Linked DNA regions of Homo sapiens: region 1 is linked to region 2. Evidence: chromatin loops called from intact Hi-C (ENCODE). Cell type or tissue: B cell. All regions are shown on one strand.

Region 1 (8,000 bases), 860 kb after region 2:
TTGGTCTCTAGGAAACATTTGCTTGAGGTACTGGAGGGAGAAATAATGTAATTAGTATTAAGAAGAACATACTAATAATTTTTTGGAATTACCACATTCTAAGCATATAATAATAAGAAATTAGTGTTTATTTTTCATGCTTCTGTACCAGAGAGTTGACATTTACTCTAGCTTGATTTTGGATCTCAGGTTTGCAGTAATGAGCTGAAGTGTGTGTGTAACAGACACTGGATAGGTTCTGATTGCAACACTTACTTCCCTCACAATGATGATGCAAAGACTGGTATCACTCTGTCTGGCAATGGTAAGTACTTAATTTGGTAACATTATGTAGTCTTTATACACAAAGAGAAAGCTGCTCTCTGAAAACTTTTATTTGAGTTATTTTTATGATAATCAGAAATACATTCTCATAATAATGAATTATACAACTGGGGTCCATTTTATGAAACTGATTATGTCCATTAAATTGTAATGATATGTAATATTACGTATAACTTAGTCTATTTGATTTAGCCTTATCTTGTCCTACTTCATTCTGAGATTTTTCTGAGGCTGTCAATTAACCCTAACATTTCTTTCAAATGTGGAAGTAGTCATAACTCTTAATTGTGTGCATTTAGAGGAATAATTTTATATTTTTGAACTGAATAAAGAAGAAACAATTAAAGAATTGGTTTTAAAATATTTTAATATTCTTTATTATAGAATCTCATTGTTGTTCAACCCCAGTTCTGTAGCCTGAACTGGCTACAGTTAGTAATCCTGGCCAAGGTTCCTGGTGGGGCTTTAAGAACATGGATAAGAAATAACAGGTGCAGTCCTAAAAGCTAGGGTGGCCCAAATGGGGGTATAGAAATCAAATGCAGACAGTTGAAAGAACTTATACATTGGAGGCAAATGTCCCCCTTTAAAATATTTCATCATTTCATTATTGAGTATTCTTTTATACAAGATAATGCTCAAATCCTAAAGTTCAGTCACTTTCAAAGGATGAGAAAAAAGGAATATGTTCATTCTAATAGTCCAGAAAGGGTAAACAGTTTTAGCTAATATGACTTTTATAAAGAAAATCATAGGATGATTAAGATTTTAGAGTCCCTAGTCTTAGCAGTGGTAGTGTGGAGCTTGTTCCAGTAATTAATTCAAAGACAATAATATTTAGATAGATGGATTTAAATGACGTGTCAAAAGCCATACCATTACTTAGAAATAAACAAGACTAACATCTAAGTTTATTGATCCCTGTTAAGTCCCTGGAAAAAAAGGAAGGGGGGGCAGACATGCTAGGTCTTGAAGTAAGAAAATTCTAGTGACCCAAGGAATCCTCTGGCATTTGCATCTGTGCATCCCACAGAGGACCTGGCAGGTTGGAGTCCACTAGTCTGCTCAGATGACCTAGCCCTGCTGTCTGACATGAATTCTGAGGGCTCCCAGACAGAGAGACTGCCACTACTATCATGGAGAATTGAAATCTTCTCAAGTAGCCCATGACTCCTGACCTCTGATGTATAAAAGGATGCCTCAGGAGTGGAGCAGGCAAAGATGGATCTAAGCTACTCTGGATGAAAGCTCTGCAGTTAACCATGTGGCACAAATCATTATCAGCAAAACAGGCCTTCTGGTGTCAGAGCCAGGCCTCATTCAGATCAGCCTTTTCTGCCTTTGAGCCCTCATTTGAGCTTATTGACCAAGCCTTTGACTCATGGTGCCATTCTGCTGTGATGATCCCCTTAAAGATTATATCTCAGCCTGCCTGACAATGGATACTGGCACAACAATGCCATCACTGTGTTCTGAGCTTCAATCCCGCCCTGGATTCTGCCTGCCTGTCTCTCTGCCAGTGTGGTGCTGCCTCTCCTGCCACATCAGCTCCAATCCTCCAGCTCACTCAACTCTTTTTCCTCTGGGGTTTCCTTCTCTAGAATGCCACAGCCATCATTGCCCAGACGGGGAATTACAAGCCCAGTGTTTCTATCACCTACATCACCTGGGCAGTAATCACAGAAGTCTGTGGACATGTTTTCTCCCTTAAGAAGCTTGTATTCACTTTGAGAGAGACAAAATATAACACACACAAAACCGAGAGCAGTAAGGACCTTGCGTTAGTTGTCAAAATGGAGTGATATGCACAATAACATTTCTAGAATTTCTGAGAAAGAGGTAAGGATCAAAAGGAACACAGATTTTCTACAAGTTCCTCCCTAAGTTTCATTACTCTTCCCTCTTTTAGTTTAATGACATCATGGTTTCTGGAAAATACAACTGTGCAAAATGCACTTGGACAAGAATTAAAAAGGACATTTGCCAAAAATTATTTTTAAAACAACTGATATGGATTGCTGAATTATGGTTGATTTTTTCTTTCCTTTGAAAAATACTCATTTTTGAAAACAAACAGTGTTGTTAGTGTGATGATTACAAAACTGAACAATAAAGTTTCTGAAAGGATTTTATACCACTGATCTTCCTTCTTTCTTTTTTTTCCTCTCAGGTGTTGCTGGCACCAATATCATAATAGGCATAATTGCTGGCACCATTTTAGTGCTGGCCCTCATATTAGGAATAACTGCGTGGGGTTATAAGTAAGTGAAATGTCTCAGTCTTGTTACTATTGAAATATACTTCTAAACATTTTGATTACATGAAAACATCTAGAAAGTTTTGTATCATTGGTTGAATATACTTGCAATGAAAATCAGCTTGGCTCAGCAGCCAGTCAATGCTTATTCTTGGCATGGCGAGAAGTGATAATAACATCATTTTTTAGATTTTGAGACAACTTCCTTCTATTGTAAAAGAACTGAGTATTATTTAAAAATCCTTGAAGTGAATTGAAACCAGTCTAAATTTGTAAAAACTGGTAAGTTGTAACTTTTGAAGAGAATTTAATAACCTTAAACATTTTGCTCAGTAAAGGCCTTCAAACATTGTAAACTTATTTATCTATCTAATGTGTTCAATTTTCTTTTCATGATTTATATAATCTGAAAAGAAACCAGAGTATTCAATTTCCTTTTTAAGTGCTTTAATCTTATGATGTGAAAAATTTCTTTGTATTCAAATAACTAATTTAAGTTTAATAAGTTAAAATGTAAATATAGTAAACCTTAAATTTTCTTTAATATTTCAACTTAAAATCATATTCTGCTGATCCTTGATGATGATGTTCCAGTCCACAGGCCTGGGGTTTTTCTCCATTTGGAAGGCCTGCAGCTTGTGCTAGGCATTCTGGGCATTACCTCATTTCATAGCACATTTTTCCTCATGGATCAAACTTAGGTAACTCAAAGTTTTGGGAATTAGAATCAAAATTTTAGACATTTACCCCATGCCTTTTAATGGACTTGCCTTTGTTCCATAAGTTAATATATGTCAAACACTCAAAGTAGTACCTGGCCCACAGTAAGCACTATGTAATTGTTTGCTATTATTATCACTTAACATGGTCTTAAACCAATTGCACCAAAGGAAACATCTTTATAGTGTACATGGTAATTGCTTGTGAGGTCAAAACCATCAAAGAGTTTCTTTGGCTAAAAAGGGAGAGCAGTTAGTTTACTGGCAGGATAAGCTTTGTATGCTGCAAGCATTAATAATACAGGCATTTGTGGAAGACTATATATTAATGAGTAGCGCAGAGAGCATATTACAGTTTGGCAAAACATTACAGTTTGACATGGCATGTCATAGTGAAGGAGAGTACAGCACAGTAGTAAGCTTTTCCCTGATTAAATGAGCATCTAGCCCTGTACCATGTAGTCTTCCACAAATTCTTGTATCATTAATGCTTGTAGCATACAAAACTTATCCTGGCAGTAAACTAATTGCTCTCCCTTTTCAGCTAAATAAACTCTTTCATAATTTTGACCTCACAAGCAATTGCCATATATACTTACAAAAGTGTTACCTTTGGCGCAGTTGGCTTAAGACCATGTTAGGTGATAATAATAAGTTCATAGCAGATGCTTAAAACCTATGGGCCTCTTTGGTGTGCAGGTTACTGGGTGTATTTCACCTCAGCATAACATTTGGAGTTATCAAATCATATATCTGATAGGAAGGCTTCTCTTTTTGTCATTTGATTTCTCCTCACACCAGAAGCAAATTAGCTCTGTGTTGGAATCACACCATTTCTCCAAATTAATGCATGATTTAAGTAGTAATTGTCATCACAAGCATTATTGTGTTGAAGTAGCTCAGTTGTTTCATTTGGCTGTGTGAAAATGGAAAGAAAAAATTGTTCCTTCTGGAGTGTGTGATTTTCTGCCACCTAGTGATGGAAGTGGATATTTCATTTTTACAATCTTGGAAAAACCTACCTTTTAGAAACCTAAACGCTCATATTACTTATTAAATTATGTGTCTATTTGCCTTTATTGATTAGAATGAAAATCACTTTTTTTCTGCAGGTGACTTCTTATTTTTATGGCATTCTTTTGAGATCTGTTCATTCCTCAATATATACACTTTGCAACTTTAATAAGATCCACTTAGCTGGAAACTCATTTAAGTTGATTTTAGCTTAAGGAAAAAGACACACCTTGTGCATACTACAGTATCTTCTTTATAAATAACTAGCCCAAATAGCTAAAGTTTTAATGTTTCTAAAATTATTCAGAATATGTTTAGGAATATAGTGGGAATGTAGATATTTTAATAGAGGAATTAAATTCATGAATATGATGTTTTACTTATTCTATTTGCAATTTAAAACCCCATTTAGAACCTGAGAACTCATTTTCTCATTAGTTTGTCCAGTTAAACTTTCTACCCCTTCTCCAAGCCTTGGGGTGGAGAATAGCAGGAATTAAAAAAAAAAATAAAGTAGAATGCTCATTTGGAACCGTATGGCTCAGGAAATCAGATTGAAGGAATAAAAAGCAAAACATGTTGAATAGAAAAATACCAGGCTTATTTTTCCCCCATCTGATAGTTTCCAGGATGAAAAATAATAACAAATTGGCACCTTTGCCGTCATGTGCCCGTTATCAAACGTGATATGTATAATGTGGATGAAATAGACTGGCAAGTAAAGATGTTACCAATGAAATCCATATGAAAACATTATCCTTGATCTTAGAGGAAGCAGCCCAAAACTACTCACTTGCATGACCTTTCTAACGTGTCTCCAAAATATTAACACTTAATTATGTCAAGATAGAAAGTTAGCAGTGAACTCTTGAAAAGTCACTGGTACTGTACTACCACACCCTGTAGAGCAATTTTTTAATAAGATCCACTTAGTTGGAAACTCATTTAAGTCGATTTTAGCTTATGGTTAAATAAACACAGAGACTAAACATTGAACAAGTATTTCCAATGTGAAGCTTCAGCGAGTAAGTAGTAATCACTTAGGAGATCCTTAACAGTCACGAATTGACTCACTCCTATTTATCATACCTGATGAAATAAAATGTTCTGGTATTCATTTATATTCCCCTATTTGAAATTCTTAGGAATAACTATAGTTTGGGGTTTATATTCCATTAGGAATGAATTATAATTTTATTTCTGTAAAAAGTTATTTATATAAGTAACTTGATTCATTAATTTCATTAAGTCAATGTATGTTTGAAGACCTGTGTTTGAAATAAGATTTACTTTAGAGCAGTGATTGATGTTGAGAAAACAATTACTCTTTAATGACTGCAGCATATTTATGTTTTTAAAAGTGGACAATTGTTTGACAATATTGTCACTGACTCTTTGTTGCTTCTCCTGATGATGAGGTGACATTTTTGTGTGTGCATTCCCATTTTAATTCTGTAATTCAGAATCCTCTAGTGAAGACTTTTCAATGAAAGCTAGAGCTTTTATGTTTAGAGCTCCCTCTTGATGTCCTTCCAGAGGTAACTAACTCTTATGTTTTTCCCTCTTTCTCTTCTTGTCCATGAAAAGAAACTATCGAGAACAGAGGTATGTAATACAAATAATGTGAACATAAAACTGAAAGGTTTGACTCATATTAGCATTGTTGGAATTCATACATGCAATTATAATTAAGTTCACTTTGTTTTTATGTATAATAATCATACACTAATCGATTTTTCATTATCTTGAGGTAATTTTAATGATGGTGCTGTGAAATATAGCAATTTAAAATAGATCTGTCATTTAATTTTAATGGATCTTTTATCCAACGATACTACAATTAGTGGAGTCTTGCTTATTTTTTAATAGTAATATATATAGAAATTGATTTTTTCCATCTAAAACAAACTTCCTCTATGTTAAGGTGTCCCATTTGTTTACATTAATATTAGCTTTTCTTCATGTTTGTAACACTCTTATTGCCTAATACTTTCTGAGGGAATTTATTTATTACTGTTTTTATATTAATAATATCCATTCATAAGTGACAAAGTTTATTTGGGCAGTGTTGCTGTTGGGAATGTTCTAGCATTTCGTGAGCCTGTTTATCTCTGCATAAGGAATTTTTTGTATTGATTAGGTAACTGCACATTTAAAGAAAGAATTTGCATAGTTGGAATAATAAAAATGCCTATATTCTTGAGAAAGTCAGACACCCTGTATAGCATAACCGTAAAAATCTATGTTTAACCAACAGCTTAAAAGAGATACAAAATGTTCATGTTGTTCTATAACAATTGCCTATTTTATCTGAATCTAAATTAGCACATAATATTGGAATGCACTCTTCACTTTTCCCACTTAAAAAGTTACTAGTGCTGTTAGCTATTGATAAAAAATATTAAAATATTATCCTGGAAACTGATAACCTAGACCAGGTCTTACACATGATAATGGTATTTAGTTCTATACTCATGGTATTTATGCAGATTCCTATTTACTTAACCTTTTCCATTGTTGAGTTGCATGCTTGTGACAGGTTATGAATAAGGTGTATAAATGTGGTAATTTGTCATGCTCCATCACAACTTTCATTTTTTTCACAAATCAAAAATTTAAACTTTACTCTTTTTTAAATAAATTAAAATTCCCATAAGGCTTTAACCATAGGTATCTGTAGAATCTGTATAAATATATAGTGCCCATGGGTTACCATTTGAAATCCTGGTCAGTTTGTGTAGACAACAGAAAATATTGACCTTTCCCTAGAGTGACTAACTCATCATTAATGGAAAAAGTAAAACTGGGACAAAATTACAATTTAAGAACAACCAGATTTCTTCATGATGTGTTTTAAACTCTTGTGTCCAAAAGCGCTTGCTTAGAGCAGGAGCCGCCGTTTAGACTTTCTGTTGGGTAGAGGTTGATTGATCGTATTAGAAATCTAAGTTTGGTGAGTTTCTTTAGTGGAAAATAGAATTAGGCAAATAAGATTAAAAAGTTAATGATTCAGCTTCATTTCCACAGGAACTAAGGCTATAATGTAATTTAATATTGCTGAATATATGAAAATGAAAGTGAAATGTCTCATAGGCAACATAAGCAAAGCTAGCACAGTGCTCTAAGATGTGTTCTCATTAGGGATTCTATCCAGAATAAGGGAATTGCCCACACTTTAAAAAAATGATTAATATTGAAAAGTATGCACAAATTTCTTGTTCTAACTCAATATGTAGAGAGATATCGTTAAGAACATTTTCACATGAAGAATCTCCTTTATGTGCCTGATATAATTTCATGTCTCCTGGTGTTACTGAGTCATCATTTCATTGATCTGGCTACTCTTTTGGAATCTAGTCCATCATATTTTGAGAGTTGTCACATCTTCAGTGGATATTTATTTTATATATTTTGATATATGTCAACACAACCTTTTTTTTGTCCTTGCCCATAACTAATGAATATTAGGTTTGTACAGTAGGTCTCAAAGTGGAGAAATGGCAAAGAATAGACTTTAGATCAGGAAGTTGTGAATGTATAAGTGTTTTCTAAATGAGTTTCCTTTTTGAGAATATATGTTAGTGATTATAGACAAAGTGGTAAGGCCAACAGACCAAAGCATGCATTAAAAAATATTCAATCTTATAAAAATATCTATAGACATTCAAGTAAAGATCTTCCCAATT
Region 2 (8,000 bases):
AAGGACCTCTTCAGGGAGAACTACAAACCATTGCTCAAGGAAATAAGAGAGGACACAAACAAATATAAAAACATTCCATGCTTATGGATAGGAAGAATCAATATCGTGAAAATGGCCATACTGCCCACAGTAATTTATAGATTCAATGCTATCCCCATTAAGCTACCACTGACTTTCTTCACAAAATTGGAAAAAACTACTTTAAACTTCATATGGAACCAAAAAAGAGCCCGCATAGCCAAGACCATCCTAAGCAAAAAGAACAAAGCTGGAGGCATTATGCCACCTGACTTCCAACTATACTACAAGGCTAAAGTAACGAAAACAGCATGGTACTGGTACCAAAACAGACATATAGACCAATGGAACAGAACAGAGGCCTCAGAAATAATGCCACACAGCTACAACCATCCGATCTTTAACAAACCTGACAAAAGCAATGGGGAAAGGATTCCCTATTTAATAAATGGTGTGGAGAAAACTGGCTAGCCATATGCAGAAAACTGAAACTGGACCTTTTCCTTACACCTTATACAAAAATTAACTCAAGATGGATTAAAGAATAAAACATAAGATGTAAAACCATAAAAACCGTAGAAGAAAACGTAGGCAATACCATTCAGGACATAGGCATGGGCAAAGACTTCATGACTAAAACACCAAAAGCAATAGCAACAAAAGCCAAAATTGACAAATGGGACCTAATTATACTAAAGAGTTTCTACACAGCAAAAGAAACTATCATCAGAGTGAACAGGCAACCTACAGAATGGAAGAAAATGTTTGTAATCTATCCATCTAACAAAGGGCTAATATCCAGAATCTGCAAGGAACTTAAACAAATTTACAAGAAAACAAACAACCCCATCAAAACCTGGGCGAAGGATATGAACAGACACTTCTCAAAATAAGACATTTATGCAGCCAACAAACATGAAAAAAACTCATCATCACTGGTCATTAGATAAATGCCAATCATACCACAATGAGATACTATCTCATGCCAGTTAGAATGGCAATCATTAACAAGTCAGGAAACAACAGATGCTGGAGAGGATGTGGAGAAATAGGAATGCTTTTACACTCATGCTGGGATTGTAAATTAGTTCAACTATTGTGGAAGACAGGGATTTAGATCAAGGATCCAGAACCAGAAATAAATTTGACCCAGAATTCCATAACTGGGTATATATCCAAAGGATTATAAATCATTCTACTATAAAGACACATGCACACGTATGTTTACTGCAGCACTGTTCACAATAGCAAAGACTTGGAACCAACTCAAATGCCCGTCAATGATCGACTGGATAAAGAAAATGTGGCACATATACACTATGGAATACTATGCAGCTGTAGAGAAGGATGAGTTCATGTCCTTTGCAGGGACATGGATGAAGCTGGAAACCATCATTCTCAGCAAACTAACACAGGAACAGAAAACCAAATATCTCATGATCTCACTCGTAAGTGGGAGTTGAACAATGAGAACACATGGACACAGGGAGGGGAACATCACACACCAGGGCCTGTCAGGGGGTGGGGGCCAGGGGAGGGATAGCATTAGGATAAATACCTAATGTAGACGATGGGTTGATGGGTTCAGCAAACCACCATGGCACGTGTATACCTATGTAACAAAACGGCACGTTCTACATATGTATCTTGGAACTTAAAGTATAATAATAAAAAAAAAAAGAAAAAAAAAGAAAGCCGCCTTCTACCTTTTACAAAATAAGGATTCCAGGAAAAGGCAGTAATTTATTCCAAGCTAGACTCCCCTTGTAATTATAACTCAGATGTCTACCCTTTTTCCCAGTTTTCTCTAATGTGTATGCATAAGCAGATCTGCATTATAGTGTCACAGTCCTCTTGGCTTGAGCACACTGTGGGATCAGATGGTTTTCCCCACTGCTCTTACTGGGTCACTGCTGGCTGCACTTCTCACCATGCATTAAATAGTCCACTTAACCAGCTAATATCCCTTCTCTGTTGGAGCTAGGGATAAAATGAGGAATTCCAGCCTCTCCTTCCCTAACCTTCTGATTCCTTCCGTCTCATTGAGGCACGTTTTCTTTGAAGGTTAGGGAAATTTTCAAAGGGATTAACACCATGGAAACAGGGACAAAGTCCTTTCTAACTGGGACTTTGCCAGAGTCCTGCAGGTACAGCATCAGAGCCTGGAGGGCCCTTCTCTTATGTATCCCCCAACCCAAAGAGCCTGGTCCATGGTCTTTCCAGATCAATCCCAACCATTTCCCTCAAGCAGCCAGCCCCTACCCACAGGGAACAGTCATAAGTCCTGAATCCATTCTCATTCCAACTGTGTACTTCACCCAAGTCTGCGTCATTCAGTCTGGAGGGGTCCCAGGGATGCGGCTAGGCTTTTAGCAATGCTGTACTCAGCTTGTACTGCAGGAGCAGGCAACTATCACTGCTGCTCTTGGTATTGAGGACTACTATGGTCTTGTGTCCTGACTTGCTTCTCAATATTATCTCCAGTATAACCTGTTGGCTTATCATCATGTTGTTTAAGCATGAGACCTATTAGAATAAGCACATGCATATTTCTCATAGACAGTTATTGCACTTTTTGGAGAAGAGATTAAACAAGAAAATATTTCTTTAATGTTATGAGTTGAATTGTGTCTCCCGCAAAACTCATATATGAAAGTCCTAACCCCCAGTACCTCCAAATGTTACTTTATTTGGAATATATCTGTCATTGCAGATATACTTAGATGAGATGAGGTCATACTAGAGTAGGGTGGGCCCTTAATCCAATATGACTGGTGTCTTTATAAAAGAATGCCATGACTGAGACAGACACACACAGGGAGGATGAAGGCAAAAATCTGTACAAGCCAAGAAACACCAAAGATTTCCAGAAAACCACTAGAAATTGGCAAAGAGACATAGAACAGGCTCTTCTGCACAGCCCTCTGAGGGAAAAACCCTATTGACACCTTAATCTGGGGCTTCTAGCCTCCAGGACTGTCAGACAAGACATTTCTACTGTTTAAGCCACCTAGTTTGTGGTACTTTGTAATGGCAGCCCTAGAAAACTAACACACTTAAGTGTCCATACACTGCTTTTCTCCTCTGAAATTAGGAATTCCATTATTGTGTTTGTGTTCTCCACGCCCCTCCATTCCACCCCCAGCCACCATTGCCTTGGGGCCCACCAGAATAACATGAGATGAAATGCCTTTTAACAACTGGTTTGTTACCTGTATCACCCAAAATGAGCTCTGGACTGATCATTGTTGCAAAGATTCCATTGACTTTTTGGTCATATGAAGTTTTCTTTTGGGTGGGACATGGAGTGAAGAGTGGGGAGGATGTGGCCAATATTTCTAATAATGTTAGATGATCTTGGTACTTTAGGCTGCTTTGTTTTTTTTCTAAAAGGCCAATGGCCAGCCAGGAATGATGTGTAAAGTCAGCAATGGAAATTATTAACTGTCTAGCCAACACTGTCACCTATCTTTGACCTTTTTGATGGAACCGAACTTGGGTCAGTGGAGTTGATTGAGATCTCTTGAAGAGGGCCTCCTAGCAGAGGAGCCCTCTAGCATGCAGTACTCCATGTGTGCCAGAAGGTGTCGCTCCATCACAGCTGGTACTGGAAAGAAAGCCCTGCTCCTCACTAAATCCATTTCTTTTAAATCTAAGACCAAGTAGTTAGTCAGCTGTGGCCAATTGTGTATTTTCCTCATGTCATTACCCAGAGAAGATATGATCAGCTATTCAAATTATGATTAAATTATTGAGGTCATTTTAAAATTAATTTATCTTACAGTCAGGTATTTTAAGATTCTTAGTAAAGTGTGTGTTTATGCTAGGAACTTTTCAAAGTGGGAGTGGGGGGCAATGTATGTCTTGCTTTCTTTCAGGATAAAGTTGTTCTAGAGATCTAGTTTCCAAGAAGAAATCTGTCAAAATGTTTTGAAAAAGTAAAGCCAACACTTGGCATTTAAGGGACTGCTTCAGAGACTGGAGCCATGGAGATTGACTGCCTTCATTCACTAGGTGATCTGATGGGGGAGGACAATAGTGCACAGAGGTAGGCAGGAAACAGGCTCTAAAGGTATATTTGACTGCTCTCTAGGTATATGGCACACCTTTCCTTAGATTATTCTCTTCCACTGGGGGAAAATGATCATAATGAATGGCCTTCATAAATACAGAGTTATACGTGCAGAAAGAAAAACACACCTCCTCAACCCAGCCCTTCTGGGGTGGGCTCTGGACAGACAGAAGTTAATTCTTTAAACTGCTCATCTACTGCTTATAAAGACTAATCTCCAAGAATTTCATTTTGTTCAAAGTAAAGGCAAACTGACAATCAGTGCTTCTGCTTGGAGTTTATGTTGCTAAAAAGCAGCCATCAGATTTATACTACCTATTGTTGGAAAGACACTCTAATGGGTCTGATTTTAAATATATATATATATATAAACAATAGGTTTCTGGTTAAGGCCTGGAAACAGAAAATCAACAAAGAAGAATGGATCTTGATCTGCAAAGTGAAGCACTCTCTCAGTTGAGGGAAGAGAAAGATGCTGGAGAGGTTGAACTTGGAGAAATGGTTCTCATTCCTCATATGAACTTAGACTCTTCCATCTCTGATTGTTTATCCTTAAAGGGTGTATATGTGGGGCTGGGAGAAGACATCCATTAGGAGCTTGCAGGAAGGATGAGGAAGAGACACAACCTCATTTCATACCTGTAGAGATTTCTCAAAGGATACCAGGAGACTTGGAGTGTCAAAGTCCCAGTGGGGCCAATCTGGCAAAGCTCCTCTCCTCGCTCTATGTTAAGATTTGGGAAATTGTTTATGGCAAATTATTGTCTTAAGATGCCTGTTGGAGAAGGGATGGGAAATACATTTATCTCTGTTAAGGGGTTTCCTGAAGGATAGGGTTTGATTTCTACTGTGCGATACTGAAGAAACTCCATTTATTCTCTTTCTGAAGAGAGTGGACACCAAGACCTTTCTGAAGAAGGTAGTAAGTGCCACCTACCCTTTTGCTGAAGGGAGATGGATTGTGTCCAGGGAAAGCCTTAACTATTTTTTAAAAATCTATAATGAGAACATTTATAATTAATATACAACTTAAGTTTATTTCCCCCTATATTGACATTTCCTATAGTCACTCATGGCTCTTTAGTAAAGTTGGTTACAGATTACACAAACAGTCTTTTGTTGGTTATATTATCATTGCCTCTGAAATTCTGACCACCCCAGAAATGAAGCACTATAAAAGGACAAGTGGAGATCAGATAGCAGCTCTAGTACTAAAAAACTGACCCAGGCCAGGTGTGGTGGCTCATGCCTGTAATCCCAGCACTTTGAGAGGCTGAGGCGGGTGGATCACTTGAGGTTGGGAGTTCGAGACCAGCCTGACCAACATGGAAAAACCCCATCTCTACCAAAAATACAAAATTAGACAGGAGTGGTGGCTCACACCTGTAATCCCAGCTACTTGGGAGGCTGAGGCAGGAGAATCACTTGAACCCAGGAGGGGGAGGTTGCAGTGAGCCAAGATCGTGCCATTGCACTCCAGACTAGGCTACAAGGGTGAAACTCCATCTCAAAAAACAAAAACAAAAACTGACCTTGAGGCTGGGCACGGTGGCTCACACCTGTAATCCCAGCACTTTGAGAGGCCAAGGCATATATATATATATAAACTCCTGAGGCCAGGAGTTCGATACCAGCCTGGCCAACATGGTGAAACTCTGCCTCTACTAAAAATGCAAAAATTACCCGGGCATGGTGGCAGGCACCTATAATCCCAGCTACTTGGGAGGCTGAGGCAGGAGAATTGCTTGAACCCAGGAGGTCAAGGTTACAGTGAGCCCAGATCGTGCCACTACACTCAAGCCTGGGCAACAGAGTGAGACTACATCAAAAAATAAAATAAAATAAAATAAAGAAAGAAAGAAAGGAAGGGAGAAAGTAAAGAAAAGAAAAGACAACCTGGATAATGGGATTGTCTGGAAGGGCCCACTCAAACCATAGATTCATGAGAAATAATGACTTGCTCTGGTAAGCCACTAAGTGTAGGGTAGTTTGTTATGCAGCAAAAGGTAACTAAACAGTTTGGGAGGGGGCCACGGTGGGGAGCTGAGGAGACAGCTCTTGGGCTATATAAAGCTTGTTATGAAGAGCAATAGGTCTGGGGTGGGCCTGCTCTATATTCATCTAAAATATCCTCTTTGGCAGGACAATATGAAGAAATTCTGGTATTATTGGCTTGGGTTGACCCTGGGTCCAGTGAATTGTTAGGATCATGACAATTTCCATCCTTCCTTGTCATCATTCCTGGCAAGATGGGTGACAACTGTCCCTTTTATAAAAGGGGTCTCTCACTTATCTCCTCTGTAGTCATTCATTTTTAACTCTACTTATCATATATGGTCGCAAATAAGCTTTGAAGTTCATACAATTGAGAACTTAACGTTGAGTCAAGCTCTGCTGCTTTCAAGAGTCAGATGTACCTTGCCTGGAACCTCAATTCTCACTGGTTTTGTATGTAGATAGTCAGTGAGGCTAATGCTGTGTTTACACTGGTGTAAATGAATGCTGATTCTAATAATTTTATCAGTTTAGAAAACATAACTTGTATTGGCCAGGCGTGGTGGCTCATGCCTGTAATCCCAGCACTTTGGGAGGCTAAGGTGGGTGGATTGCCTGAGCTCAGGAGTTCGAGACCAGCCTGGGCAACACAGTGAAACCCCGTCTCTACTAATATACAAAAATTAGCCGGGCATGATGGTGGATGCCTATAGTCTCAGCTACTCGGGAGGCTGAGGCAGGAGAATTGCTTGAACCCGGGAGGTGGAGGTTGCAGTGAGCCAAGATTGTGCCACTGCATTGCAGTCTGGGTGATAGAGCAAGACTCCATCTCCAAAACAACAACAACAACAACATACCATGTATCTCACTATGCATCTTACTACAACCCGCCAGTAAGTATCATTATCCCTATTTCCCAGAAGAAGATGCTGAATTTAAATAAAGGATTCCAGATTTTCCATTACTCAACATTATTTTTCATTTAGAAGCTCATTTATAAGCACTTCTAAATGTCAGTTCTATAACTTAGATAGGTATCTGGTTTCTGAAAACGAAATTTTGGGTTGAAATGTTTCAGGGAATTTTTTGTTTTATTGGCTGAAAGTGTGGCTTTAAAAAGGCAAATCGGCACCTTTCTCACAATCATAATATTGCAATTATTTTACATATATATGCACACACGTGTACACATGTATGTACATGTATACACACATACACACACAAAATCTGTAGCAGTTCTGAAAATATAGAAAGGTTTTGTTAGTGGACCATATGGGGCAGTGAATCTGCAGAAGTTGGTTAAATTATTTCAGCAGGCTTCCCTCACTAGGCATAATGGACTCAATAAAAGGAAGCGTTGCTGCCACAGATATGAGTCCCCTGCCCAGCTGGAAGTGCCACCTACCCTTTTGCTGCAGGCCATTCACTCCACGGAAAGTCCACCTACTCCCCTTGCCTGCCCAGTAACTTCTTTCAGGATGGGCCTCAGTATCACTTTAGGTTCCACTGACCACCAAAACTCCCAGCTGCTATTATTTGCCAGTCTAGACTACTACATAGAAATCACCTGGGGATTTTGTGAAACTGAAGATTCTGATTCAGTAGTTCTGGGGTGAGGCCCTAGAGTCTAATAAGTTCCCAGGTGACATCAATACTACTTGTTCCTGGACCACAGTGAGTAGCAAGGGTCTGGACCAGCATTTTCTAAAATGGGTTTTTGACACTTTATAAATTTAACCATGACAACAAACATTCATAAATGGAAAGATTTATTCCTAAACACTCCCTCAAAATACAGCTATAAATTCTAGGAAGTCTTATGTCAGTATCAGTAACTATCTTTGAACACTATCCTTTATTCCCTGGACTTTCCTTTCCATGGCGCTCTTCTGATGAAAAGTTTCCAACTTCTTAA

The links. Hi-C counts contacts between places; a loop is a spot of excess contacts. Peaks named below come from ENCODE experiments on the same cell type or tissue, not always from the same donor. Only the 100,000 strongest peaks of a DNase experiment are listed, where the experiment ranks them.
Region 1: a loop joins it to region 2, with 20 times the contacts of the local background. A loop is called at or near these places in 2 of 110 quality-filtered maps.

What each region holds. Positions count from the first base shown.
Region 1 is chr7:88,165,643-88,173,642 of GRCh38, forward strand. ADAM22 (ADAM metallopeptidase domain 22) reads left to right here. Exons shown (of 32, transcript NM_001324418.2): 24 at 190-304; 25 at 2,495-2,585; 26 at 5,902-5,919. Among named protein-coding and RNA genes, the nearest start is that of SRI-AS1, 47 kb to the right of the region's middle. In B cell, CTCF peaks have their summits at 4,280 (motif pointing left) and 4,487; no DNase peak of the experiment used is centred here.
Region 2 is chr7:87,308,858-87,316,857 of GRCh38, forward strand. No RefSeq gene overlaps it. Among named protein-coding and RNA genes, the nearest start is that of TP53TG1, 33 kb to the right of the region's middle. In B cell, CTCF peaks have their summits at 3,602 (motif pointing right) and 3,804; a DNase peak (open chromatin) is centred at 3,614.